4 separate regions of the Homo sapiens genome follow, and all the other regions are linked to region 1. Evidence: chromatin contacts called from ENCODE Hi-C or POLR2A ChIA-PET data. All regions are on one chromosome and are shown on one strand. Each heading gives the region's core, a stretch centred on a gene start or an enhancer-like site at or near the end of the contact. The rest is flanking DNA. Distances are from core to core; before and after follow the strand shown.

Evidence for each region. Hi-C counts contacts between places; a loop is a spot of excess contacts on that map. ChIA-PET counts read pairs that join two places held with the same protein, here RNA polymerase II (POLR2A). Pooled maps may share reads with other maps.
Region 2: a loop to region 1 is called in a pooled map, with 4 times the contacts of the local background. The contact joins the promoter of FANCI here to the promoter of IDH2 in region 1. A Hi-C loop is called at or near these places in 8 of 50 pooled maps. POLR2A ChIA-PET finds 5 or more read pairs at or near these places in 2 of 52 experiments (BJ and activated CD4-positive, alpha-beta T cell).
Region 3: a map of naive thymus-derived CD4-positive, alpha-beta T cell shows a loop between it and region 1 (10-fold over the local background). The contact joins the promoter of POLG here to the promoter of IDH2 in region 1. A Hi-C loop is called at or near these places in 1 of 168 maps with a recorded cell type or tissue (naive thymus-derived CD4-positive, alpha-beta T cell), 2 of 37 single-sample maps with no recorded cell type and 11 of 50 pooled maps. POLR2A ChIA-PET finds 5 or more read pairs at or near these places in 1 of 52 experiments (OCI-LY7).
Region 4: a loop to region 1 is called in a map of CD8-positive, alpha-beta T cell, with 5 times the contacts of the local background. The contact joins the promoter of TICRR here to the promoter of IDH2 in region 1. A Hi-C loop is called at or near these places in 2 of 168 maps with a recorded cell type or tissue (CD8-positive, alpha-beta T cell and naive thymus-derived CD4-positive, alpha-beta T cell), 4 of 37 single-sample maps with no recorded cell type and 13 of 50 pooled maps. POLR2A ChIA-PET finds 5 or more read pairs at or near these places in 1 of 52 experiments (activated naive CD4-positive, alpha-beta T cell).

The regions. Positions count from the first base shown.
Region 1 is chr15:90,099,997-90,106,413 of GRCh38, forward strand. IDH2 (isocitrate dehydrogenase (NADP(+)) 2) reads right to left here and starts at 2,472. Exons shown (of 11, transcript NM_002168.4): 1 at 2,280-2,472. The coding sequence starts at 2,394. IDH2-DT (IDH2 divergent transcript) reads left to right here and starts at 2,136. Exons shown (of 3, transcript NR_149130.1): 1 at 2,136-2,382; 2 at 3,384-3,456. RefSeq lists enhancers at 898-1,753, 1,754-2,608 and silencers at 1,143-1,192, 1,253-1,342, 1,833-1,902, 2,223-2,682.
Region 2 is chr15:89,240,016-89,246,432 of GRCh38, forward strand. It overlaps FANCI (FA complementation group I), which reads left to right and starts at 3,964. Exons shown (of 38, transcript NM_001113378.2): 1 at 3,964-4,018. RefSeq lists an enhancer at 4,167-4,546.
Region 3 is chr15:89,333,574-89,339,990 of GRCh38, forward strand. POLG (DNA polymerase gamma, catalytic subunit) reads right to left here and starts at 1,251. Exons shown (of 23, transcript NM_002693.3): 1 at 1,100-1,251; 2 at 1-340. The coding sequence starts at 181. POLGARF (POLG alternative reading frame) reads right to left here and starts at 236. Exons shown (of 2, transcript NM_001430120.1): 1 at 1-236. The coding sequence starts at 236. POLG-DT (POLG divergent transcript) reads left to right here and starts at 914. Exons shown (of 2, transcript NR_186332.1): 1 at 914-1,281; 2 at 1,614-2,588. It overlaps TRR-TCG1-1 (tRNA-Arg (anticodon TCG) 1-1), which reads left to right and starts at 1,500; the gene lies at 1,500-1,572. RefSeq lists enhancers at 519-1,020, 1,890-1,989, 2,000-2,069, 2,410-2,459 and silencers at 710-1,309, 3,267-3,436.
Region 4 is chr15:89,571,975-89,578,391 of GRCh38, forward strand. TICRR (TOPBP1 interacting checkpoint and replication regulator) reads left to right here and starts at 3,495. Exons shown (of 22, transcript NM_152259.4): 1 at 3,495-4,266. The coding sequence starts at 3,613. RefSeq lists a silencer at 3,483-3,772 and an enhancer at 3,894-4,422.

The sequences.
Region 1 (6,417 bases), core at 1,222-3,721:
CCTGCCCTCACCTTCTGTTTCACTGAATGTGTTTCCTCCCCTCTCACCCATCTGGTATGCATTGCCACACAGGGGCCAGTGAGTTCTTACCAGCAGCCTGCACCAGATGTACACGGGTGGCATCTCTCTCCAGCAATAGGCCCCATGCCCTGAAGAAGCTTACAACCTACAGTGTACTAATATTTGCAATCTGCTGGTATTTTTAACATGGGTTTACAGAGTATAAACCCCAGGGAAGGCCACAGACCCTGGCTTCCAGTAATCTGAGAGCAGTTTCCAGCACCTCATACCCTGAATGGAACCAGCCCAAGGGCCCTCAACTTCACACAGAAGATGTGGGAGCAGGCCTCAGCCATTCCAAAGAGGCTTTTCCTCAGTACCTACTAGGCCTAAACACAACCACCCCAATCAGCTCTGGCAGGGCAGCTAGGGCCTTATCTGACGTGGCAGAAAGATCTGCACACTTAAGGGGCAAGAATTAAGAAGTTTCTGGGTTAGGAGTGAAGGAAGGCTAGATAAGTAATTCTGCCACTGAGCCGTTCACAGAACTGGTCCGCACTGCCCCAAGCTCTAACTTACCAGAAACATCACCAGCAGTCGCTGGAAGCCTATGGCGTTGCAAAATAGGAAAAGATGCGTGCAGGAATTACCAGGCAGCAAAGACACGGGGCTCTTTTAGCCCCAAAATATTCTTTCCTTGTCATCAAGGGGAATGCCAAGTATTCTGTCTCCAGCTGCGTTGCCAGGTAACAAGCTGGCAGAGTCGCAACTGTAGAGTCTGATGTCCAACTCCAACACCAAGCAATTTCCCCATTCATAACCAACCCACATGGGGACTTCTAGAAGGGCCTGCAACTGACTGCTTTTTCTGTATCCAAATTCAGGACCCTTAAAAGGCGCTTTGTGTTCCTGTTTGTGTGTGTTTTTCGGGTTGTTTGTTTCTTTTTTTTTTTTTTACCATCAAGGCAGAAAAAAAGGGAGAATTAAAGAATGTGGCTAACTTCCACCATATTTTTGCTGAAGGTGGTGTGCTATATGGGAATCTTTGGGTCCTGGGGCACTTGGAACCTGGGAGTTGTTGGGCAGATCCCTGAGGTAGATTCCCAGAGGTACAAAAGCAGACATGCCCCTTTCTCCTTGGCAGGGAAGGTAGGACTGGGGCCCAAGCCTCCCTACCCCCCCGGCTCTAGTCAGCTGCTCCCACAATCCGGTTAACCATTACCTCCTCTGGCCAGGTCAGGGCCAGCGGGCCCCATCCCCTCTTCCTCACTCTCCTGGCTCACTGCAAGGGGCTCCTGGCCAGATTAGGATAGGGGTTTCCATGGCAACAGGCATTAGGCAGGGCCAAGGGACCTACATTGTTCCCTGCCTTTTGTAGCTGTGTTGGGTAGCCAGGGTGAGGGGGCAGGCCGATGCCCACACGCCAAGCAAGGCAGCCTGCGTTGGCAACGGAGGCTCGGGCTAAGTCTTGCTTATTACGACCCGACTACTGTCTTCCCTCCTAAGCAGGGAACTAAGGGTACCCAGAAGCCGTGGGAACGATTCCGCAAAGTGACATTTTGCGCGGGCTGCCAGGTCTCTGCGGCGAGTGAGCCAGGCAGGGAGGGCATGTGCCTGCCAAGGCAGGTCAAGTCAAGGAGAGGCCCCAGGATGGAGCCTCAAGTGCAGCGATGAAGGCGAAGGGGTGGGGGTGGGGGCGGCCAAACAAAAGGGGAAAATTAAAAAGGACGCTCCTCCAGCTGTCGTGTAAAAGGCTCCAAAAATAGCTGACGTGGGCCTGGTATCAGCGCGCGCCTGGCTGAAAAGGAAGGGGAAGTGCATGTCTCCCGCCTCCCAGCCTTTGTCTGAGCAGGGGCCGAGCCACGACCCTCCCTCTCGCCAGGGGAGCGCGCGGGGTGCTCCAGCCCCCCACGGGTGCTCGTCTCGTTCCAGGGGCGCAGGGCGGGCAGGCCACCCTTCGGGTCCGGGACACTCTCAGGACCCCCTCCCGAAATACCTAGGGGCGCGCGGCAGCCCCGAGCCCCCGCCCGCGCAGAGCTGGCCGTCGCCCGGGCCACCAGTTGCCACCGTCCCTCAAGTCCCCACCCCAGCGCCTGGCACGGCCGGGAAGCGCCGGGCGGGGGAGCGCGGAGCGAAGCTGCCCCGCGGCCCTTTGTGCGCCTGACCCCGCCGTCCCCGGGCTGCGGGCTGGCGGGACGTGCTTCCCGGCCCCAGCCTGGGAAGCCGCCACGTCGCAGCTGGGGGCGCGCGCCTGCCTGGACCCTCCGCGCGGCACTCACAGTGGCGCCGCGGCTGCTCTTGCGAGGTGGGGGCTGTCAGGGCCGCCGGCGCCCAGGCCGGCCGCGAGCCTGAGGCTCTGCAGAGCGAGCGCACGACCCGCAGGTAGCCGGCCATCCCAAGCTGGAGAGCGAACGAGCAGGGCGGGAGAGGTCCGAGCGCGCGCCGCTCCTCCCGGCTGCCTGGCCGCGGGCTAACGCTGGGCCTGGCGGGCGCTGGCCGCGCGGGCACCACCGGGGCGGGGCTGCCGGGCCTGCCGCCCCATTGGGCCTTGCCGGGGAGGAGGCGGGGCCAGGGCCGCCGACGCCTCCAGCGTCCCGCGGGAGCCGGGACCCGGCGGCCAGGCCCGGCTGGTGCTTCTCTGGGCGCCGCTGAAAGCCCAGCTCCGCAGGAGCTACAGGCGTGAGACCCACCGGGACCCGCGAGCGGGATCAGGGCTGGGGGATTAGCAGAGCCGCTTGCGAGGCTGACCCTCTCCAGGATGCCCCATGTAAACCTGGATGTCAGTTTCTGACGCTTTAGCTTAAACCCAAAAGCCAATCTGAGCGAACTCTTGCTTCCCTCGCCTGCCGGGCTGAACCCAAAGGCGCATTAGCCCAGTGCGGCTGCTTCATTCTTGAGCTAAGACCGCCGGCGGCGTCTGCGCCTCCGCGAGTCCGCTGTCAGGTCCAGCTGGTGTAGAGAGAGTTGAAATCTCACTTTGGGCCGGGCGCGGTGGCTCACGTCTGTAATCCTAGAACTTTTGGGAGGTCGAGGCAGGCGGATCACTTGAAGTCAGGAGTTCGAGACCAGGCTGGCTAACATAATGAAACCCCTGTCTCTACTAAAAATACAAAAATTGATCGGGCATGGTGGCGCGCGCCTGTAATCCCAGCTACTCAGGAGGCTGAGGCGGGAGAATCACTTGAACCTGAGAGGCAGAGATTGCAGTGAGCTGAGATCATGCCACTGCACTCCAGCCTGGGCAACAGAGTGAGACTCCGTCTCAAAAAAAAAAAAAAAAAACCACGAAAAAAGAAATATGATTGGACCAGAAGGCCAATAACCTGAGTGGGGAAACCCAGCAAGTCCTGTCCGTGTAGATTCTTCTTGACCTTTCTCTGCAGCATTCCTTCCTTCTGAGTACGGGGCAGGACTCTCTCTGGGATGGAGGGGTCTTAGGACCTGCAAGCAAACAAGGTAGGTCAGATAATTTATGGCCAGTTTTTACCCAGAAATGTGTGGGAGAAAGAGTAATATTTTTGGGTTCGATGTCTGGCTTTGGGGGAGAAGGGCTCTGGTTTCTATGACCTGCCTTGAGGAAGAAGGATTCCAGTTTCTATGGCTGGCCTCGGAGGAGAGTGAGGGGCCAAAGACAGGAGGGAGGGAGAGGGTCAGAGAGAGCTGCTCCTGAGGCCTGCATTTTGGGGTGTTGTTTTCTGAGACCCTAGAGTAGTCAAACAGCCACAGTAGAAACAGTTCCATTTTTGCCTGTTTGCATATAAAAGATGGGTTTGTTTGTTTGTTTTAATTAAAAATAGAGATGGGGGGATCTCACTATGTTGCCCAGGCTGGTCTCCAGCTCCTAAGCTTAAATGATCCTCCCGCCTCGGCCTCGCAAAGCACTGGGATTACAGGTGTGAGCCACTGCACCTGGCCACAAAAGACAGTTGTAATTGATTCTGCCACAAACAAAGTTTCTCTCTTCATCTGTTTTCTTAAACTAAGACACCAGCTGAGGGCTGGGTTTTATTTGGAAAAACCTGACCTCTTTCCCTTCTCTGCTTTCCCAGTCACGCTAATTCACTCCAAATAGGAGCAACCTTTCTCTTCTGTGTTCTCAGCCCTCCCCTCCACTACCTCACAGTCAACATTGCCAGGTGGAGCTGGACCAGGAAGGTGACCTTCAACTAGTGACTTCAAAGCTCCCCTCACCAAGTCCTAGCCGGCAGAACTACTACTCTGGCCATGGGATCCAGAAGGCTGAGCCCAAGGGAGGGCTGCTTTTGGGCCCCCCAGAGTCTGAGGCCTCTGTCAAAGGCCTGGTCTTGGGCCAGCTTGTGCCAGAAAGACCCCTTATCCCTTTGACTCTGTTCAGAATTCTGTTGCTCCAAACACAAGTAGAGACCATGGAAGCCTCTGGCATTTGACTTTCCTGCCAACCTGGTATTATCAGGTGCCTGGATCTCAATGTCCACACCTGTAAACTGGAAGACTGGACCCCTGAAGATCCTTCTGGTCCAAACAATCAGACTTACGTATGTCAGCCACCCATACTGCCACCTCTGAAATGGCGGTAATGAAATTGCTGTCCCCCTCCCCCCACCAAGGACTTGCCCCTTTCTCTGCATGTTGGACTCATATCTCAGAGGCCTGGCCAGAGGCAGCACTGTAGGTGTGTTCCAGAGTCTGGTCTTTGCCTGCTGAGGGATCAGAGGGGGAGCACTTGTGTGCCTTGTAAGCACAGCAGCAGCTGGAGGCAATTGAGGCAAAATCTTTAAACGGATTCTAACTACCTGCCTCCCAGGGCCCCAGCTCCACGCCAGCCTTTCCCGTAAATCCTGTTTGGTGAGGCAGCTGATGCCAGCTCCATTTGGCTCGTAGAGGTTACCACACTTGCTCAATGTCACACTGCTGGGAAGCAGTAAAACTCCAGTTCAAATCAACATACCTGGCCCATATTCCATTACTGTTTTTTTGTTTTTTCCGAGACAGGGTCTCACTCTGTTGCCCAGGCTGGAGTGCAATGGTATGATCATGGCTCCCTGAAGCCTCGACCTCCCGGGCTCAAGTGATCCTCCCACCTTAGCCTCCTCAGTAGCTTGGACAACAAGAACATGCAACCATGCCCGGCTAATTTTTTTTCTGTTACTTTTTGAAGGAGAAAGAGGGAGAAACCACAGCCCCTATTTATTGTGCTGGTCTGGAATTCCTGGTGATGGTAACTATTGGCCCTGAAAGCTGCTGCAGAGAAAGATGGTGTTTAAAGGAAAGGGGCTCAGATCCTCCCATCTGGGGTCAGTGGAATTGAAAATTTCCACCCCTCCACATTTTCAATCAAACCCCAATTTGTCATTGAATTTAGGTCACGTGCAAGTTCCCTGTGGAGGCACAAAAATTTGTATCACTCCGTCCCCACCCTCTGGGAGCCAGACACACATGTATACAATCACCATAAACCCAGGCACAAGAGAAAAATGTCTGCTGGGCGTGGTGGCTCACACCTGTAATCCCAGCACTTTGGGAGGTCAAGGCAAACTCCTTGAGCTCAGGAGTTTGAGACCAGCTTGGTCAGCAGAGTGAGACCTTAATCTCTATTTTAAAAAAAAAAAAGAAAGAAAGTGTCCCAAGAGGAGTGTAGATGACGCTTGAAACATCTGGCAAGGAGAAAAGCACCTCGGATGCAGGGGCCCCTGGAGAGCCTGGGGGAGGAGCGTCCATCTAGCTGCCTCTTCAAAGAGCTCTGAGGTCTGGGGGGAGGCCGGACAGGACAGCTGGGAGCAGTCAGGGACTCACATTTCTTTTTCTTTTTTCTTTGGAGACAGAGTCTTGCTCTGTTGCCCAGGCTGGTATGCAATGGTGGGACTCGGCTCACTGCAACCTCTGCCTCCGAGGTTCAAGCAATTCTCCTGTCTCAGCCTCTCAAGTAGCTGGGATTACAGGTACGCACCACCATGCCCAGCTAATTTTTGTATTTTGAGTAGAGATGGGGGTTTCACCATGTTGGCCAGGCTGGTCTTGAACTCCTGACTTCAGGTGATCAGCCCACCTCGGCCTCCCAAAGTGCTAGGATTACAGGCATGAGCCACCACGCCCAGGCTCTTTTATTTTATTTTATTTTATTTTATTTTATTTTATTTTATTTTTGAGATGGAGTCTTGCTCTGTTGCCCAGGCTGGAGTGCAGCAGTGTGATCTCAGCTCAGGGCAACCTCTGCCTCCGAGGTTCAAGTGATTCTCTTGCTTCAGTCTCCCAAGTAGCTGGAATTACAGGCACAAGCCACCGCACCAGTCTTTTTCTTTCTTTCTTTCGAGACAGGGTCTCACTCTTTGCCCAGGTTGGAGTGCAGTGGTGCAGTGGTGCAGTGGTGCAATCTCAGCTCACCGCAGCCTCGACCTCCCAGGCCCAAGCAATCCTCCCTCCTCAGCTTCCCGAGTAGCT
Region 2 (6,417 bases), core at 2,714-5,213, 860 kb before region 1:
AACAAAGGGATGGGCCGGAAATAAAGGATGGGCTCTGGCTAGTTATCTGCAGCAGGAACATGTCCTTAAGGCACAGATCACTCATGCCATTGTTTGTGGCTTAGGAACGCCTTTAAGTGGTTTTCCGCCCTGGGTGGGCCAGGTTTTCCTTGCCTTTATTCCGGTAAACCCACAACCTTCAGTGTGGGCGTCATGGCCATCATGAGCATGTCACAGTGCTGCAGAGATTTTGTTTATGGCCAGTTTTGGGGCCAGTTTATGGCCAGATTTGGGGGCCTGTTCCCAACACGTCTCAAACAACAACGAAAACCTTATGAAGCACTACCTTATGCCAGGCACTTTACTACACACTGGTGCTATAAATAGTGAGCAGGTAAACCTCTGTCTCAAACTCTACCAAACTGGAATTTCTTCCAGGTGGAGTAAACCAGTTCTCCTTAACAAACCTGTGAGCTATCCAGGTAGTACTGTGTTTGTTTCTTTTACCATCTTAACGGTTTCTAAGTGTATAGTTCAGTAAAGTCAAGTATATTCACACCGTTACACAACACATCTCCAGAACTTTTTCATCTTGCAAAACTGAGACTCGGTACCCATTAAGTAATAACTAATTGCCCCTCCCCCCAGGCCCCATAATCACCATCCTTCTTTCTGTTTCTATGAATTTTTTTTTTTTTTTTGAGATGGAGTTTTGCTCTGTCACCCAGGCTGGAGTGCAATGGCATGATCTCAGCTTACTGCAACCTTGGCCTCCCGGGTTCAAGCAATTCTCCTGCCTCAGCCTCCTGAGTGGCTGGGACTACAGGCGCCCATCACCACACCTGGCTAATTTTTATATTTTTACTAGAGATAGGCTTTTGCCATTTTGGCCAGGCTGGCCTCAAACTACTGACCTCAGGTGATCCACCCGCCTTGGCCTCCCAAAGTGCTGGGATTACAGGTGTCAACCACTGTGCCCGGCCTGTTTCTATGAATTTGATGAGATACCTTATATAAATGGAATCACGTACATTAGTATTTGTCTTTTGGTGACTGGCTTATTTCACTTTAGCATAATGTTCTCAAGTTCATCCATGTTGTAGCATGTGTCAGAATTTCCTTCCTTTTAAAGCTGGATAATATTCCATAGTATGTATGTCCCACAATTTTTTTTTTTTGAGACAGAGTCTCGTTCTGTCACCAGGTTGGAGTGCAGTGGCACAATCTCAGCTCACTGCAATCTCTGCCTCCCAGGTTCAAGCAATTCCCCTGCCTCAACCTCCTAAGTAGCTGGGACTACAGGCACGCACCACCATGCCCAGCTAATTTTTTGTATTTTTTTAGTAGAGATGGGGTCTCACCATGTTGGCTAGGATGGTCTCAATCTGCTGACCCGTGATCTGCCCGCCTCGGCCTCCCAAAGTGTTGGGATTACAGGTGTGAGCCACCGCACCCAGTCGTATGTCCCACATTTTATCCATTCATACAGTGAGGGACATTTGTGTTATTTCTACCTTTTGATTATTGTAAATAGTACTACTGTGAACACAGATATACAAATATCTCTCTGAGATCCTGCTTTCAATACTTTTCAAAAGTTATTTGCTGGAAGGAAATAACACTTTCATGTGCTTCTAAGTTTGGCTCTTTATATGTGTTACCTTGATCATTCTCTCAAGCAGCACTGCCCTTAATCCCAAGCAACTGGAGCTCTTGGGCGGGGTGGGGGCCTTATTGGTCTTCCTCTGCCCAGAGTCCAGAGGATGTGCCCACCCACCTTCCTTTAGATCATGCTCTAGGTACCTACTTAACCATCCTCAAATTTGCTTCCAGGGCCCAGATAGGCCTTTTCCTAGGTCCACCCTTCCTAGAGTGGACCTGCTAGTATGTACAGCCCTAGACCCAAAGGGTGGCTACAGGGCAGCTTTGTGGGGGACTCATGGTGTGGATCTTCAGGCTGGGTGTCCACATGCAGGCATAGGAAGCCTGAGACCTCACACTGTAGGACTGAGTTGGGAATGGTAAGGGGCTTCCATTTGTACTTTTTCTCTGGACTCCTGTAAATATTAGTAGCTATAATGTTGTTAAGATAAACAAGTACTATTGACAAGGTCTGAAGAACATTTAGTTCCATTACTGTAAACCTGTTTTTAACTGGATGTATTTTCTAGAATCAGTGTATCACTAGCTTCTCAGTGTATAGTGTCTAGTCAGTGAACCAGACGGATAAGATTTGCTCCTTAGTTAAGGAAGCCTGCACCAGGGTGAAAAACCGTTGTTGTTAATCTGAATGAATCTGTTCTTCTCTTCTTTTGCATATGTAACACTTATTAATGCAAATGGAAAACACAGATGATGCATTCGTGCAACAAGAGGAGACAAGAACCCTGAGGCATCAATGCCAGTGGGTAGACACACAGGCAATTCAGTAAGTACGTCTGGGATGCGCCAGTGGAGGCTCGGAGAGGCTAATGAGCTTGTTCTAGCTACCCAGACCCACAGATTCATGGCTGAATCCCAGAAGCAGCCTGGGAGATTTTGTGGGGAGATGAGGCAAAGTCATCTACTTCCTTGGCAAGGTAAAGGATTCCTTTCAGGAATCATCTTCTACCTCAAGCTGCCGTGTTTTAGTTAAACATCACAGCTCAGTATTGGGACAGAAATGTAGAAGGAAAAAAATGCTGAAGGGTCACAAGCAAGGAGCAGGTCTAGACAGCTGAGAGGAACCATTCTCCTCCAATAGCTCTGTTTCTTCAATAACTGGCCATGTAGACCCGTTCTACCCCCGAGGGCTGGGAGTCGAGTCAGGTTCCAGACTGAAATGCTCCCTGATCTTAGCATTCCTTCACTTGCCATCCCACAGGCACCTCAAATTTGGTGCGTCCAACTCTGAAGGGCTCATCATCACCCCATCATCCTTTTCCTGTGCTCCCTGTGTTAGTCAACTGCAGGATTAACTCCCCGCCCCCCAACCCCAGTCGCTCAAGCCTGAACATTCCTCAACAACGCCCACACCCCCTCAAATCCGGATATTTGGGCTTCCTAAATCTCTACCTCCTAATCTCTTTCACATGCGGTCCACTCCTTTCTGTCCCCATTGCCAAGGTTGGGCCACCACCACCTATCTTTGGGACAACTTACAGTCTTCTAAGGGGGGTCCTGCCTTCGGTCCGCCCCACCTGGCTCATCTCTTTTCAACAGTTTCTGCGGTCCTCACCTGCCCGAGACAGCAGTCTACAATGCGAACACAGTCATGTCCTTCCCCTTCAGCGGTTCCCCACTGCCCCCAATATGAAAAGGAGTTAGAAACCCCTGCCTTCCCACTCCCACCGAGCACCTTCGCCTTCTGAACTGGCCAGGGGCTCTGTTGCTTGCTCGTTGCTCTCAGACCCTTTGCGCAAGGTGCTCCCTCAACCCAAAATAGAATCTCGGCCCACCCTCTGTCGGTCTTCGCCCCACTGTCAGTTGTTCATTTAACAAATATTCGCTGCTTTTGCCAGGCTATGCAATAAACGCTGGGGTTACGCAAGGGGAGCGCAAAACAAAACAAAACAGAGAACAAACAAAAACCACAACTCCCAAAAGTCCATTAAGACCCCTAGCCACAGGGGGCTTACATCTGAGGGGTTACCGTCCCTTGGCACAAGGTGGAGTATGAAATCCGCCTCTGCCTTCCAGGCTTTTCCAGTGCCAAGACCTGCGGGGCCACCAATTGTGAGTCCCCTCCCGCACTGACTACTCCCTCAACAGGACAGGAGGGAAGCTGAACCTGTCGGGACACCGCGCTGGGCACGCTCAGGTCCCACCGCGCGTGCTCATCGGCGGTCCCTAGCGCGAGTTCGGACAGGCAGCGCCCCCCTCCGACTGTGAGCTGGGACGCTCCCGCACGCTTCCCGGCACCCCTTCAGTCTTCATGGTACACCCCGCCCGCAGGTACCCGGACGGCGGAAGTGAGCCGCGGGGGCGGATCTTGTTGTTACGGGTAACGGAAGTGTGGCGGCGTTGGGTTGAGCGGGCTTTTTGGAAGTTTGTGGCGGAGGTGAGGCCGAGGTGACTGCAGAGCGGCTCGCGAGGTGCTCGGGCTGTGGGACTGGGCCCCTGGGAGGGAGCGGTTCTGTGGGGGAAAGGAGGCTCCTGTCCTGACTTGGCGTTCTGGTATTTTCTCTGGCGTGGAAAGTAGGCGCGCTCCGCTGTCTCCCGCCGCCTGCCTCAGCTTTCGCGGTTCCCTCCTAGGGGTGTGCCTCAGTCGGAGCCCCTTCTGTTAAATTCTTCCCCCTTGGCCGAGGGTGAGCTCTTACTTCTGAGAAATTTCCCTTAACCTTGCTTTGCATTTGTTGTCCGGTCGCGGTCTCCATCACCAGCTGCTTCGTGTTATAGTTTTTGTATTTGCGCTCACGGCTTGTTAACTGAAGAACCCGGAAGGGAAGGCCGCGGCGTTTCCCGCCGGCGGGGCTCTGCCATTCTCGGATCTTGGCTTCAGATCTCTGATGCTCCCCAGCGTCTCTTGGCAAGGAATCTACTTCGCGTTCAGGGAATTCACAGCCACCCGCCTCTGGTCTTACCTCTGGTTTTAGGATGATTTTAGCAAATGTGCCTAGGTTGATTTAAACGTATCCCCCTCCGAAGCCGCCTGCCCCTTCTGGCTGGACACCTTTTTAGGTTGGTGTGTCCTGTTTGCATCCGGTAGTTCAAAGCATGGGATCTTGGAGTCCGGAGCTGGACAGACTCGGGTTTCACTTCTCTCTCTGCCACTTGGTAGCCTTCTAATCTTGGGGGAAATTCCCTAATCTCTGAATCCCAAAAGTTGTTCATCTAAAATGGGGCTAATATTACACCTACCTAGTAGGTGGTGTTGTGGGAGTCATGTTAATGAATGTAAAGTGCTGGGTTCAGTGTTTTCCCTATTATAGGGGTTCAATAATTTGTTCAACAAACATTTGTTACCTAGTTTGAGCTAGGTACTGTGCTAAGTGCTGGAGATACAATGATAAACAAAACCAGCTACGGCCCGTGTCCTTAGGGGACTTATAGTCTAGTGGGAGATAACATTTGTTAATCTGATAATTACACATGTAATATTAAAAATTGGTGACAGTATGTAAGAGAGTTTACTGGTGCCATGAGAGGATGTACTAGGGGAACGTTTAACAACCTATACTGAGCTTTTCTTTTCTTTTCTTTTCTTTTTTTTTTGAGACAGAGTCTCCCTCTGTTGCCAGGCTGGAGTGCAGTGGCGCGATCTCGGCTCACTGCAACCTCCGCCTCCTGAGTTCAAGTGATTCTCCTGCCTCAGCCTCACAAGTAGCTGGGACTACAGGTGCGTGCCGTCACGCCCAGCTATTTTTTTTTTTTTTTTTTTTTTTTTTTTTTTTTTTTGTATTTTTAGTAGAGACGGGGTTTCACCATCTTGGCCAGGAAGGTCTGGATGTCTTGACCTAGTGATCCGCCCGCCTTGGCCTCCCAAAGTGCTGAGATTACAGGCGTGAGCTACTGCGCCTGGCCTAGACTGAGCTTTTGAGGAGATGTGGATTGAGCTAAGATCTGAAGGATTTGTAGGAATTAGTAATAAAAGATTGGGGGGCAGTGGATGGAAGCAGGAATATTTATTTAAGTTCCAGATGGAAACATGTGGAAGGGCCTGTGGCAGAAAGAACTTGGAGATTTGAAGGACTGGAAGCAATTCTGCATGGCTGGAGCAGAGTGATGAAAGGGAGGTAGGCATGGGTCAGAACTTGCAGGACTTATTTTATCCTTACTTAAGGGTTTTGGACTGATAAAGCAATGGAAGCCACTGAAGAGCTTTAAGATGAGGATGGCATGGAGGGAAGATAAGTCACATAATCAGGTTTGTGTTTCAAAAACATCACTTTAGTTGCTGCGTAGAAGGGAACAAGTTAGGAAACGATTGCAGTAGTTCAGGTGAGAGATGGTGGTGGCTTGGGGTAATGTGTCAGTAGTGGAGATGGAGAAAAGTAGACAGATTTGGGAGATATTTAGTAGGTAACATTGACAGGACTTGGTAATGGATGTGGTGAAGGATGAAGGCAAAGTTGTTAAGAATGTTACCTAGGTTTCTGGTCTGAGCAGCTGAGTGGATGATGGTACCATTTATGGAGACGGGAAACACAGGAGGAAGAAGAGGAGGAACAGATTTTCTTTCTACTAGGCTGTACTTCCCCCTTCTATTTTCATAGCTACTCACTGAATTCTATCTGCTTCATGTGCCTCCATTTCATCCCATCTTTTCTGTTCTCCAGTCACCACCCTAGTACAGGTCTTTATCATTTCCACTAAAATAACTTCCAAATGGTCTCTTAGCATTTGCTGTTTCTTCTTACCTTCTCCCCACTTTAATCTGCACAAAGATGCTAGGTTCTGTTTCCTCAAACACTTGCAATCTTGTGAGATTGTCTTTTGCTCAAATTTTTTAATGGTTCT
Region 3 (6,417 bases), core at 1-2,500, 770 kb before region 1:
CTTGCGGCTGCTGAGGCTGCTGTTGCTGCTGCTGCTGCTGCTGCTGCTGCTGCTGCCGCCGCCGCTGCCCGTCGCTGGGGTCGGACGCGGGGACGGAGCTGGAGACCCAGCGCCCCGGAGCTGGAACCGGCCCTGGCCCGACGGTGGCGCCGGCCACCTTCCTCCAGAGCAGGCGGCTCATGGTTGGTGCAGGGACCCCCACGCTGGGAGTCAGAACACCTGGCTTTGGGCTCCAGCTTGGCTTCTTTTACTGGCTGGAAGACGTGGAGAGAGACACGTCCTGTCTCTGCTCTCCTGTCAGTGAAATGGGTTTGACCATGCCTGCCTTCCACCCCAAATCCTAAAGGAGACAGATGATATAAAGCGTTATTTTACCATATATGTAATAGGTGTATCCATAATCATCATTCCTTGAGCATTTACTGCGTCCCCAACACTGTGCCAGGCGCTTCAGTTGCATTTTCCGTTAAGCCTCAAAACTTGGGAAACGTCAATACCCCTCCTGGGGGAACCGGGGTCCACGCAACTTCGTCAGTGAACCCACGTGGGGAAGCCGAGGGCAGCGAGTAAGAGAGCAGTATCTGGAGTAGGGCGACGCGGTTTTGAACCCCGCTTCTGGCTCTCTCGAGCTGTGTGACCTTGGGCAAAGCTCCTTAGGCCCTGATATCCTATTCTGTAAAATGGGATTACGGATTCTGCCTGTCACACCGGGCTGCTGTCTGGGGGACACAGGGCGCCTATGTCGTGCGGCCCTGCTCTTGGCAAGCGCTCGGCAAATGGTGGCTGCCATTACCGCGACCGGCGCGGGCCTAGCGTCGAGAGGTGCCAGCGCCCGGATTCGAACCCGCAGGGTGGGCCGCCGTCCCCCGGGACCCACACCCACACCCGGACCACGGCCCACCCGGCCGAGAGCGTCCTGCAGGAGGAGTCGGCGGCCACCCCCGTGCGCCCCGCCGCCCGCCTGCGCCCGGCAGAGGCGCCGCGGTGCGCCCTGGGACTAGCCGCCGCCCTGCTCCGGGCCTCGCTCCCTGACTGGAGAGGGAGGGGCCGCGCCGTCGCTCAGCGACCCGGCCTCCCCGCCGCCGACCCCGCCGGAAACCTCGGTCCTCACGGTGCTTCCCGGTCTGCTGCTCCCCCGACCCCAGGCCCACGGCACGGCGTCCCCCTTCGCGCGGCCTACGCAGCCTCGGGGTAGCGTGTGGCCTCCACCCGGCCGGTCCGCTTCGCTGGCAGCCGCAACTTCCCGTCTGCACCCAGCTAGGTCCCGCGGCTACCCGAGAGGCAAGCGGGAGACTCCCAGCGCGACCAATAGGAGGGCCGCCAATGGAGCGGTCCGCCCGCGGGGGGAGAAGGGGGACTTCTGGGTGGGCTCTCCCTGCGGAACGCGCGAACCAAAGGCCAACCTCCCCTTCTCAAGGAGCAGGTGGATTGGTCCCGAGCTAGCTGGTGGGCGGAGGTGACGTTTTTATAAGTTGCTCAAGAGACGGTAACAACCGACGGGCCGCGTGGCCTAATGGATAAGGCGTCTGACTTCGGATCAGAAGATTGCAGGTTCGAGTCCTGCCGCGGTCGAAGGGAGGTTATGATTAACTTTTAGTTTATTCCTCCCTCAGGAACGAAGTATTGGGACAATGTGAACGTAGTCGCCGCCGATTCCCACCGCACTTCAAAGATGTGGGAACGCCAAGATCCGCGGAAGTAACCACGCCCAGCAAGTCCCTGCGAGATTGCCCGCCTACGTGTCTCAGCGGAGGCACATTTCTAAAATGTACCAGGTCTCTCGCACCCCGACGCAGGTGGAGGAAAGTGGAGAGGGAGGGGCATCCTGTACAGAAATCTCAATTTATACTCAATTGATGGTTGGCAAGAGTTGGGGCTCGCAGCCAAAGCGAGGCTCCCTCCCTCGCCCATCCGGTGCTGCCTCCTCGTCCAGAGCAATTCTGAGGGGTAAAAATGTTGCCTTCCGTTGAACCTGAATTTGCCCGCAGATGCTAGCCTCCGGCCCACAGCGCGGCTGGAGCTTGTCCCCTTCCCCAGCTGTTTCCAGTCTCCGCATCCGTCTTGTGTTGCTCCAGGTGCTTCAACAGCTCTCAGCGCTCGGTGGTTGGTGAACTGTGGTAAAGTGCACGCAGAATAAGGTCTACGTGATTAAGCACCGCCTGGGGGTTGGGGTCTGGAGGCCCAGCTGCACAGATGAAAGGGAGGCTCAGAGACGTTTGGGACCAACCGAGATCACACAGCTGATTAGGAATAAAATTCAGGTCAAGCTGAAAGTCGGCCGCCACCGTCCAGCGTGGATCCCAGGACACCGTGAACGGACTACAGAAGTTGACTTTCGCGTTTTTAAGGAGTGGGGTGCAGGGAAACAATCCTCCGCCGGCCCTGCGGGCTGATGCCGACCCTCACCTGCTCCCGCCACGTGGAGAGGTAGAGAGAAGCCCCGGGCCAAGCAGCATTGAGCCCTGGTCCCTTCTATTTAAATATGAAATATTTTGCATACACTTTTCTAGATGTACTTAATATACACAATGTTTTAATGTTTGTGATTTTTTTGTTTTGCCAAAAAAATACAATCAATCAGAAATTCATCTGTTTTTTTTTTTTTTTTCACATAACTGTTGACTTTTACAAAATACTGGAAGGAGAGGCTCTCAGCTTAAATCAGGGAGTCCCTGAATGGGGAAAACATTTTCATCTTGTTTCTTCTAACCGCCTACTGATACTTGGCATTTCCTCCAATTATGAGCATAGGCTGTCAGCCACAGTGGTATTAACAGTGCCTGTGACTTTGTCCCCTCCAGCAACCACAGATATTTTCATAACGCATTACAAGTGCTGCACATTTTTCAAAATTTGTTTGCACTTATCTGTACTTCAAAATAACAGGGGTTACTAGACTGCCACTAGATCCTGTTAGTTAATAAGTTTACCTATTTGTCCTAATATTTGAATACCTTTGGTGTCCTTTGTAATCCTTCATGTTTTATGTGCTTAAAAACACTATTCTTCCATATAACCAAAAACTGCCTGTACCCCTATTGAAATAAAAATTAATAAAACATATTTCACAGAAAAAAATTAAAAACAGAAACACTACTCTAGGCCAGGTTCAGTGGCTCACGCCTGTAATCCCAGCACTTTGGGAGGCTGAGGTGGATGGATTGCCTGAGCTCAGGAGTTGAAGACCAGTCTGGCCAACATGGCGAAACCCCATCTCTACCAAAAAAATACAAAACTTAGCCCGGCATGGTGGTGCACGCCTGTAATCCCAGCTACTTGGGAGGTTGAGGGAGGAGAACCTCTTGAACCCGGGGGGCAGAGTCTGCAGTGAGCCGAGATTGCACCATGGCACTCCAGTCTGGGCAGCAGAGTGAGACTCCATCTCCCCACTCCCCACCAAAACAACAACAACAACAAAAAAAAGAAAAAAAAGAAAGAAAGAAACACACTATTCTAAGAAGGTGTCTATGACACAAAAAAGCTAAGAACCCCTGGCCCAACTGTCCACAGGGGCTGCTGTTGCTGGGCCTGATTGGCCTCTCCTGAGATTCAGTCTCAGGAGATGTCCATCAAGATGCCTGCTCCTCCCATAGACTACTTGAGACTAGCCTAGTGCCCTGGTCCTGGAATTAGAATCTTCAACAAGGACAAAAACGGTTGATACTGATTCCTGCTGAGGGAGGGTACCTGGAGGCCTGCACCCTTCCTGCCAGGCTACACCCTGTTTCCAGGCCTTTCTGAACCCAGCTCCTCCACTTCCCCTGCCTCCTTTTCTAGGAACTCCCCCACGTCCTTCTAGAAAAGTCTGTCCTTGATAGTGGTTCCTGAGAAACAGTTACATTTTCCCACAATTCCCTGGACCTCTCCCCCCACAGAGCAAGAGGCAAAGTTCATTAGGACCCCTGTCCTCATCAAAACACTCCGTACTTTTTTTCTTCTTCTTCTTCTGAGACAGAGTCTTGCTCTGTGCCCAGGCTGGAGTGCAGAGGCGTGATCTCAGCTCACTGCAGCCTCCACCTCCCAGGTTCAAGCGATTCTCGTGCCTCAGCCTCCGGAGTAGCTGGGATTACAGGTGTGTGCCACCATGTGGATCTAATTTTTGTATTTTTAGTAGAGACTGGTTTCACCATGTTGGCCAGGCTGGTCTGGAACTCCTGGCCTCAAGTGATCCACCCGCCTTGGCCTCCCAGAGTTCTGGGATTACAGGCTTGAGTCACTGCGCTGGGCCAGAACACCCTGTACTTTCAAAGCATGTACCTCAGTTGTAACTAATGATGATTTTTTAAAAATCTCCCCCTTCCACTGCTGTAAATGCCCATAGGGACTGACCTTGTGTCTTATTTTGAGCTCAATTCCAGGACCTGCCTGGAGCTTGGTAATAACCGGCACTTGCTAGCTGCCAGGTGCTGTTCTAAGGGCTCACATATGTCACTTAAGTGAATCCTCACATCGACCCTTGGATAGAGGTACCGTTATCCCCTTTCACCCATGAGGAAACTAAGGCACAGAGAGGCGAAGCAGCTTGCCTAAAGCCCTATAGCTGGTCATTGGTAGAGCTGGGATTTGAATTCATGGAAACCAGGATCTCAGCAACTGCACTACACGGCAAATACTGGCTTTATGATGCTAGCAGAGGATCCCTACTGCACAACTGTGTGCCAGGCGCTGCACGTGCACACTGATGTGGCCTCCTACATCACTGCTGCTGACTAAGTAAGGGGCCCTCAGGTGACAGCCTGCTCCTCCAGAGTCCCTCTCGTGTGCTTACTTCCTGGTGACTTTCATGGTCTTCTCTCAGGTTTGCCAAGCCCAACTCCAGCAATTTCTGCCACAGACAGAAAATATCACCACTCTTCCTTTATCAACAGCTACCACTTGCAAATGAACCAGGCTGAACGCTTTAGAGCACCATTTTATTTAATCATTTCAATGACCCCATAAAGTAGGTGCTGTTATTATTCATTTTACAGATGAGAGAAGATAGACTCCAGTAAGAAGTGTGAAGTAAGAAGTGTGAAGCATGGTGGCTAATGCCTGCAATCCCAGCACTTTGGGAGGCCAAGGCAGGAAAATAGCTTGAGGCAGGAGTTCAAGACCAACCTGGCCAACACAGCAAGACCCCCATTTCTAAAAAAGATAAAGAATTTTTTTTAAAACTGGCTGGGTGTGGCAGTATGTACCTGTATTCCCAGCTACTCAGGAGGCTGAGATGGGAGGATCACTTGAGCCCAGCAGTTCCAGTCTAGCCTGGGCAATATAGCAAGACCTTCATCTCTAAAAAAAATTAAAAATAAATAAAACTTATAAAAAGAAAAAAATGAGAATGTGACCTTGTGACCTATGTGTGGAATTCAGGATGATAGCCATAGACTGTTTTCAAAACATGCTTCATATTTCGGGGGGAATAATTGGTTCCATCAACTCCACACAGTTTACGAACAGGTCAAAAAGAAATTGATTGAAATGCAAATAATTTTTTCAGGATTGGGAAGCTTCCTGATGGGAAGAAACTGTGCCCTGTCATCTGTATGTCTGGCACACAGAGACAGACGTCTGTCATTCTTGTCCCCATCCCATTTTGTCCCTCCTTAGCTCCTGACCAAGGCTCCTGGCTCAGGGAGTTAGGGACAAGGCTTATTAACTAAGTTGAGCCAATCAGGACACTCCACCAAAAAAATTAACGGCATTGCCTTCATATCATCAAATATCCAGTCAATGTTGAAATTGCCAATGGCAAGAGCGTCTTTTTGCTTTAGCTAGTTTGGGCTGGATTTTCTGTCACTTGTGGTGGAAAGAGCTCTCACTGATTGAGTGCTTATTAAATATTTGCTAAACAAATGAATGAACTTTTTGAAAAAAGTCTTCAGCTAAATTTCACTGAGATGAGACTAGCTAGGCTGTAGGTGAGATTCTTAGATTTGCAAAATGCTTTGTAGTTTGTCATTTGCAACTACTTATAATATTACCTTCGCTCCACAACAATCTATGATACTGGAGGTATCTATGGTACAGGTAAGTATTTTTAAAGGAAATGTGATGTATTTCTGCCCTAAATTGAAAACTCCTGTCACTTTTCATAATATATACTATATATTATGTATATATAATATATACAATATAAATATAGACAACTACATATAACTATACAACATATAATTTATATATTAAAATATATAATATACATTTGATATATCATTTAGTTTAATGTGTTAAAAAAAACAACAAGCACCAGTAAGAAAGTCAACCAGCTTACAAAAAGTCATACCTGAATATAAGTTCCTTGGTCAGAAGAAAGAAACTTTTTGAGCAATGTGCAATAAGGTGATACTCCATTAATGTCTCATAGTTTAAGACAAAGATGAGGTTCTGAGTCAATAAGACAATTTAATTTTGAAAATGTTGATGTTAACCCCAAGA
Region 4 (6,417 bases), core at 2,245-4,744, 530 kb before region 1:
ATCAAGTCCCTCCCGTCCTCAAAACCTTCCCCTGGCTTCCTAACATTCTCAGTAGAATATCCAAGCTACCTCTGTGGTCTCCAGAGCCTCTCACTGGCCCCACTGCCTCCCTGGCCTTTCTCTCATCCCACCACCTGCTCACCACCACCCAGCCCCACTGCCCCACTGCCCTCCTTCCATTCCTCAAACTCTCTATGTTCCTTCCTGTCTGGGTGTTTCAAAGATGCCCCAATCACTTTTCCTCCCTGCTCTTTCCTGTCCCTATCTCACCCGCCATTGTTAAACTCCTGCTTACCCCTAAAATCTCAGTTTAAATCTCACTGCGTTAGGTTGTTGCTTATCCCTTAACACCTCAAGGCACAATATACATTTCAGTAAGGTTTGTGATGCAATATGTCACAAAATGCAATATGTGAATACATTAAAGTTTAAACAAAAATCTTAACCAGCTCACCCATTGTAGTCCCTTATCCTATGCTTCACTTTCCCCTTAAAATTCTTTTCAGACCGGGTGGTGGCTCATGCCTGTAATCCCAGCACTTTGGGAGGCTGAGGTGGGTGGATCACCTGAGGCCAGGAGTTCCAGACCAGCCTGGCCAACATGGCGAAACCCCATCTCTACCAAAAGTACAAAAAATTAGTGGGGTATGGTGGTGGGCACCTGTATTCCCAGCTACTCGGGAGACTGAGGCAAGAGAATTGCTTGAACCCGGGAGGTGGAGGCTGCAGTGAGCCAAGATCACGCTGTTGCACTCCAGCCTGGGCAACAAGAGCAAAACTCCGTCTCAAAAAACAAAACAAAACAAAACAAAAAAACCTCTTTTCGGAAAAAAAATTTTTTTCATATTATGTTCATCTGTATTATTATCTGTCTAATGTCTGATCCCCTACCTATTAGACTGGAAATTCCATTAGGGCAGGAATGGTGCCTGGTATATAGTAAGTGTTGTTGGATGAGTGAAATGAATGACTGGCATAAGGATGAAAGGTGTTATGAGCTGAGCTGTGTCCTCCCAAAAAGATATGTTGAGGTCCTGGCTGGGTGCAGTGGCTCACTTCTGTAATCCTAGCACTTTGGGAGGCCGAGGCAGGTGGATCACGAGGTCAGGAGATCGAGACCATCCTGGCTAACATGGTGAAACCCTGTCTCTACTAAAAATACAAAAAAAAAAAAATAGTCGGGTGTGGTGGCTGGCGCCTGTAGTCCCAGCTACTTGGGAGGCTGAGGCAGGAGAATGGCGGGAACCCAGGAGGTGGAGCTTGCAGTGAGCCAAGATCGCGCCACCGCACTCCAGCCTGGACGACAGAGCGAGACTCCATCTCAAAAAAAAAAAAAAAAAAGATATGTTAAGGTCCTCCTATCCCCCAGCATCCCCCAGAATGTGATCTTATTTGAAAATAGGGTCTTGTAGAAGTAAGCAAGTTAAAATAAAGTCATTAGGGTGGGCCCTAATCCAACATGACTGGTGTCCTTATAAAAGGGAAGTTTGGACACAGAGACAGCCATGCACAGAGGGAAGATGACGGGAAGACACACAGGAAGAACACCAAGAATTGCCAGCAAACATCAGAAACTAGAAGAGTCAAAGGATGATTCTCCCCTAGAGCCATGGGGGCTGGAGGGGAGCAAGTGCATGCCAACACTTTGATTTTGGACATCAAGCCTTCAGAACTGTGAGGCAATTTTTGGGTTTGATCCTTTGTTATGGCAGGCAGCCCTAGAAAACTCAACCAAAAGAGAAAATTGTTGTACATGAGGCAGTAATTGCTGAGGACTTTGATTGGAGAAGCCAAGGCACATAAAGGAAGTTGTAGCCAAAGCATATAAAGGAAGTTGTTCTGTTTCCAGGTGGAAACAGAATTACTTAGCAAGCAGAATTCAATGGTGTGGAGTATTGGATCAATCTCCCTAAACACATATTCAGGTAACCGACCTTCATTTTTTGTCCCCTTCTTCTTTCCAAATACCATATTCCACTGATCCTAGAGGCACATCTCACATCTCTGAAATCAGCCTGTTCACTGGTGTCCAGCAAGAGGAAGTGTAAAAAAGTTTCAAAAAAAATCACATGGAGAGACCATCACAGACAACTTCCGGTACACAATATTATATTAACAGTTTAAAAATATGCATATAAATGCATTTCTATCTATATATAACTTCTATCTATGATTATCTATCTATATATAATTCCTTTTTTTTTTGTTTTGTTTTTTTTTTTTTAGTAGAGACAGGGTTTCACTGTGTTAGCCAGGATGGTCTCGATCTCCTGACCTGGTGATTCGCCCGCCTCGGCCTCCCAAAGTGCTGGGATTACAGGCGTGAGCCACCGTGCCCGGCCTATCTATATATAATTCTATGTATTCTATCTATATAGCGATATATAATTTCTATCTGTAATGCAAATCTACATGTGATTTCTATCTATATATACATGTAGATAGAAAATTTAGGGAATTCACTGCAGGTGCTGCTTGCAGTCCACTTTTAAAACCTAACATTACATAATAAAACACTATTTTAAGAAGCTGCACTAGGCCGGGCTTGGTGGCTCACGCCTGTAATCCCAGCACTTTGGGAGGCCAAGTCGGGTGGATCACAAGGTCAGGAGTTTGAGACCAGCCTGGCCAACATGGTGAAACTCCGTCTTTACTAAAAATACAAAAATTAGTCTGGGGTGGTGGCGTGCGCCTGTAGTCCTATTCAGGAGGCTGAGGCAGGAGGATCGCTTGAACCCGGGAGGTGGAGGTTGCAGTGAGCCAAGATCGTGTCAATGCACTCCAGCCTAGGAGACAGAGCGAGACTCCGTTTCAAAAAAAAAAAAAAAAAAAAAAAAAAAAAAAAAGGAGCTGCACGATGCTCCCCTTGGGCGTGTACCATACCTTATTTAACCATTCCCAAACTGTTTCCATTTTTTCTGATGTTAAATAAACTCTAAGATGTACAGACGTCTTTTATCTGGCTCTCCGATTACCTTCTGCAGATAAACTCCTAGAAGTTACTGGGGCAAAGGGAGTGAACCTTTAATTTTTAATAAAATTTTTTAAATTACAGAAAAAGCCGTAGTCGTCAGATTCTACTTCCTAGGCGGTCCACAGGGATTTCAACAAGTTCGATTCAAACCATCCCAAATTCCCTCCCGGCACTAAGTTTTCCTCGGTCTTGGGAAACGTGGCCCCGCAGTCCGCACTCACGACTGCGCACAAACGCTGGCCTCTTTCCAATGGCGAAACTTCTCGACACGCCCCCGAGGCACCACCTCTTTAAAATTTAAAACGAAGGCCCAGGCCAATGAATGCTAAGCTTCTCTCGGACCACAGAGACCCGCCCACCGTCACTCCCTCCACCAATCAGACTGAAGTTTTCTCCACTGCCCCTCCAATCACCGCCAAAAATGGAAGTTGCTCTCGTAACTTACGTAAGGCAAGCAGCCAATAGGAGCAAACCTTGGAAACTAGCTCCCCCAATAGCAGCAGTTCCTGGAGAGCGCGGGAGCCTTTCGACCAGGGTCCCAAAGGAAAGCAGTGAGTGGTGCTGTTTCCCTGAAGGAAGGGACTAAGGGACGGTGGCGCGGGCCCGGACCGGGGCCCCGGGGCGGCGGCACGGCCGATATGGCATGCTGTCACAAAGTAATGCTGCTGCTGGACACCGCGGGCGGCGCCGCCCGCCACAGCCGGGTCCGGCGGGCCGCCCTGCGCCTCCTCACCTATCTGAGTTGCCGATTCGGCCTGGCCAGGGTCCACTGGGCCTTCAAGTTCTTTGACTCGCAGGGGGCGCGGAGCCGGCCGTCCCGCGTGTCTGACTTCCGCGAGCTGGGGTCCCGCTCGTGGGAGGACTTTGAGGAGGAGCTGGAGGCCAGGCTCGAGGATCGCGCCCACCTGCCCGGCCCGGCGCCCAGGGCCACCCACACGCACGGCGCCCTGATGGAGACGCTGCTAGACTACCAGTGGGACCGGCCCGAGATCACGTCGCCCACGAAGCCGATCCTGCGGAGCAGCGGGAGGAGACTGCTGGACGTGGAGAGCGAGGCCAAGGAGGCCGAGGCCGCGCTCGGGGGCTTGGTGAACGCCGTCTTCCTCCTGGCCCCCTGTCCGCACTCGCAGAGGGAGCTGCTGCAGTTCGTGTCTGGGTGCGAGGCCCAGGCCCAGCGCCTGCCGCCCACCCCTAAGCAGGTGATGGAGAAGTTGTTGCCCAAGAGAGTCCGGGAAGTCATGGTCGCCCGAAAAATCACCTTCTACTGGGTGGATACCACCGAATGGTCTAAGGTAAGGAAGGTTACTGTCGTCTCAGATGGCGTGCACGGTGCTTTCCTTGCTAACCAGAACTTGGCAGCGTCCTTAGAACAGCCACAGACCCCGAATGAGACTAATATGACTATGCGTCCCTTCGGAAGGAAACAAATAAATAGGAACAGTTTTCACAACAAAATGGGTAGTTCCTCACTACCTACTGTTTAAGACCCCTCACAATTTGGGCCCTACCTGCCTTCCCAGACTTGATTTTCCTACACACTACATCTACTCTAGCATATTGAAGTCCAGTCCAGAAAATCAACAGGTCTGGACTGCTTGTTTTGTGTTATGTGTGTTGTTCAATCTGCCTGGAATGCCAGTTCTCACTCTTCCAGGCCAGTCTTAACTTCACTTACCCTTTAAGGCTTCTTCTCCCAGTGACAACTGCTCAGTCCAGCGTCTGAATTGCCATACACATTTTGTGTGGCACTTAACCATTTCTCCATATGTTTTGATTATGCACATCTCTCACCCTCCATCTAGTCTAAAAATACCTCAGAGGCAAGCAGCAGGTTTTAACACAATACCCAGGGGTGTGTGTGTATGTGTGTGTGTATATATATATATATATATATATATATATATATATATATACACACACACACATATATATACACATTTATTTATATACATATATATATTTATTTATTATTATTTTTTGAGACAGTGTATGTCGCCCAGGCTGGAATGCAGTGGCTCACTGCAACCTCCACCCCTCCGGGTTCAAGCGATTCTCATGCCTCAGCCTCCCAAGTAGCTGAGACTACAGGCCCACGCCACCATGCCTGGCTAATTTTTTTGTATTTTCAGTGGAGACCAGGTTCCATGCTGCCCAGGCTGGTCTCAAACTCTGGCCTCAGGCAATCCGCCTGCCTTGGCCTCCCGAAGTGCCAGGATTATAGGTGTGAGCCACCACGCCCAGCCACCCAGATGTGTATTAAACGTTGTAGGTGTTCAGTCAGTATTGGCTGACTAAATGAGTACATTCTTGCGTACATTCTTGCAAACTTAAAGTCTTAAATGGCTAATTTGGATTTTTGCTGAGGCGGTGAGGCCCCCTGCTCCTGTTAAGTGCTAGGATAAGTATATACTTTTGCCTTCATCCTTCTCATTGCACTTCATTTAGTCAACAAATGTTCATTGAGAAGCCAGTAACATCTGAGTGCCTACCACACTGTTTGAGCTGCTGGGGACATGGTAACCAAAGCAGGGAACAGATTAAACAGATAAGCAAGTGACAATTTCAAATCATGCTCTGGAGAAAATAAAATGGGGTGAGAGGATGGGAGTAGAAGGTGGTTATTGTATACAGAGTGGTAGTGAGGGAAGGCCTTTTTTTTTTTTTTTTTTTTTTTTTTTGAGACAGAGTCTCGCTTTGTCACCCAGGCTGGAGTGCAGTGGCGTGATCTCGGCTCACTGCAACCTTCACCTCCTGGGTTCAAGCAATTCTCCTGCCTCAGCCTCCCAAGTAGCTGGGATTATAAGCGGGCGCCACCAGGCCTGGCTAATTTTTTTGTATTTTTAGTAGAGACGGAGTTTCACCATGCTACCCACCCTGGTCTCAAACTCCTGAGCTCAGGCAGTCCGCCAACCTCAGCCTCCCAAAGTGCTAGGATTACAGGCATGAGCCACCGTGCCTGGCAGGGAAGGCCTTTTTGAGCAGAGAATTGAATGGTGAAGGAGGAGGAACTCAAAGGTAGGTAAAGAACATTCCAGGTGAGGAGACAAGCAGGTGTAAGGATTTCAGCTGGAAATGAACTTAGTTTGTTTCAGAAACAAAAAGGCAAGGAGTGCTGAGACCTAGTAGGCAAGGGGAGCAGTGTGAGAGAAAGTCAGAAAGCAGGAGAGGCCGATCTGTAGGGCCAAGGTCAAAAATGTGGATTTTGTTCTAATTAATTAATGGGAAGGCTTTGGAATGTGGTTTAACCAAGTGAAAGATGTGATTCCACTTAATGGAAATACATGTCACTAACCCAGGAGTGAGTTAAATTGCAAGATTACAGATGGAAAATGAGCAAGCATTTAAATAATAATATGGTATGTTAAAATTTTCAAAGTGCTTTCACATGCGAAGCCCAAAAAAGGCGTGGCAAATGCAAAATAAGGCAGCAGTGGTTTGTCAAG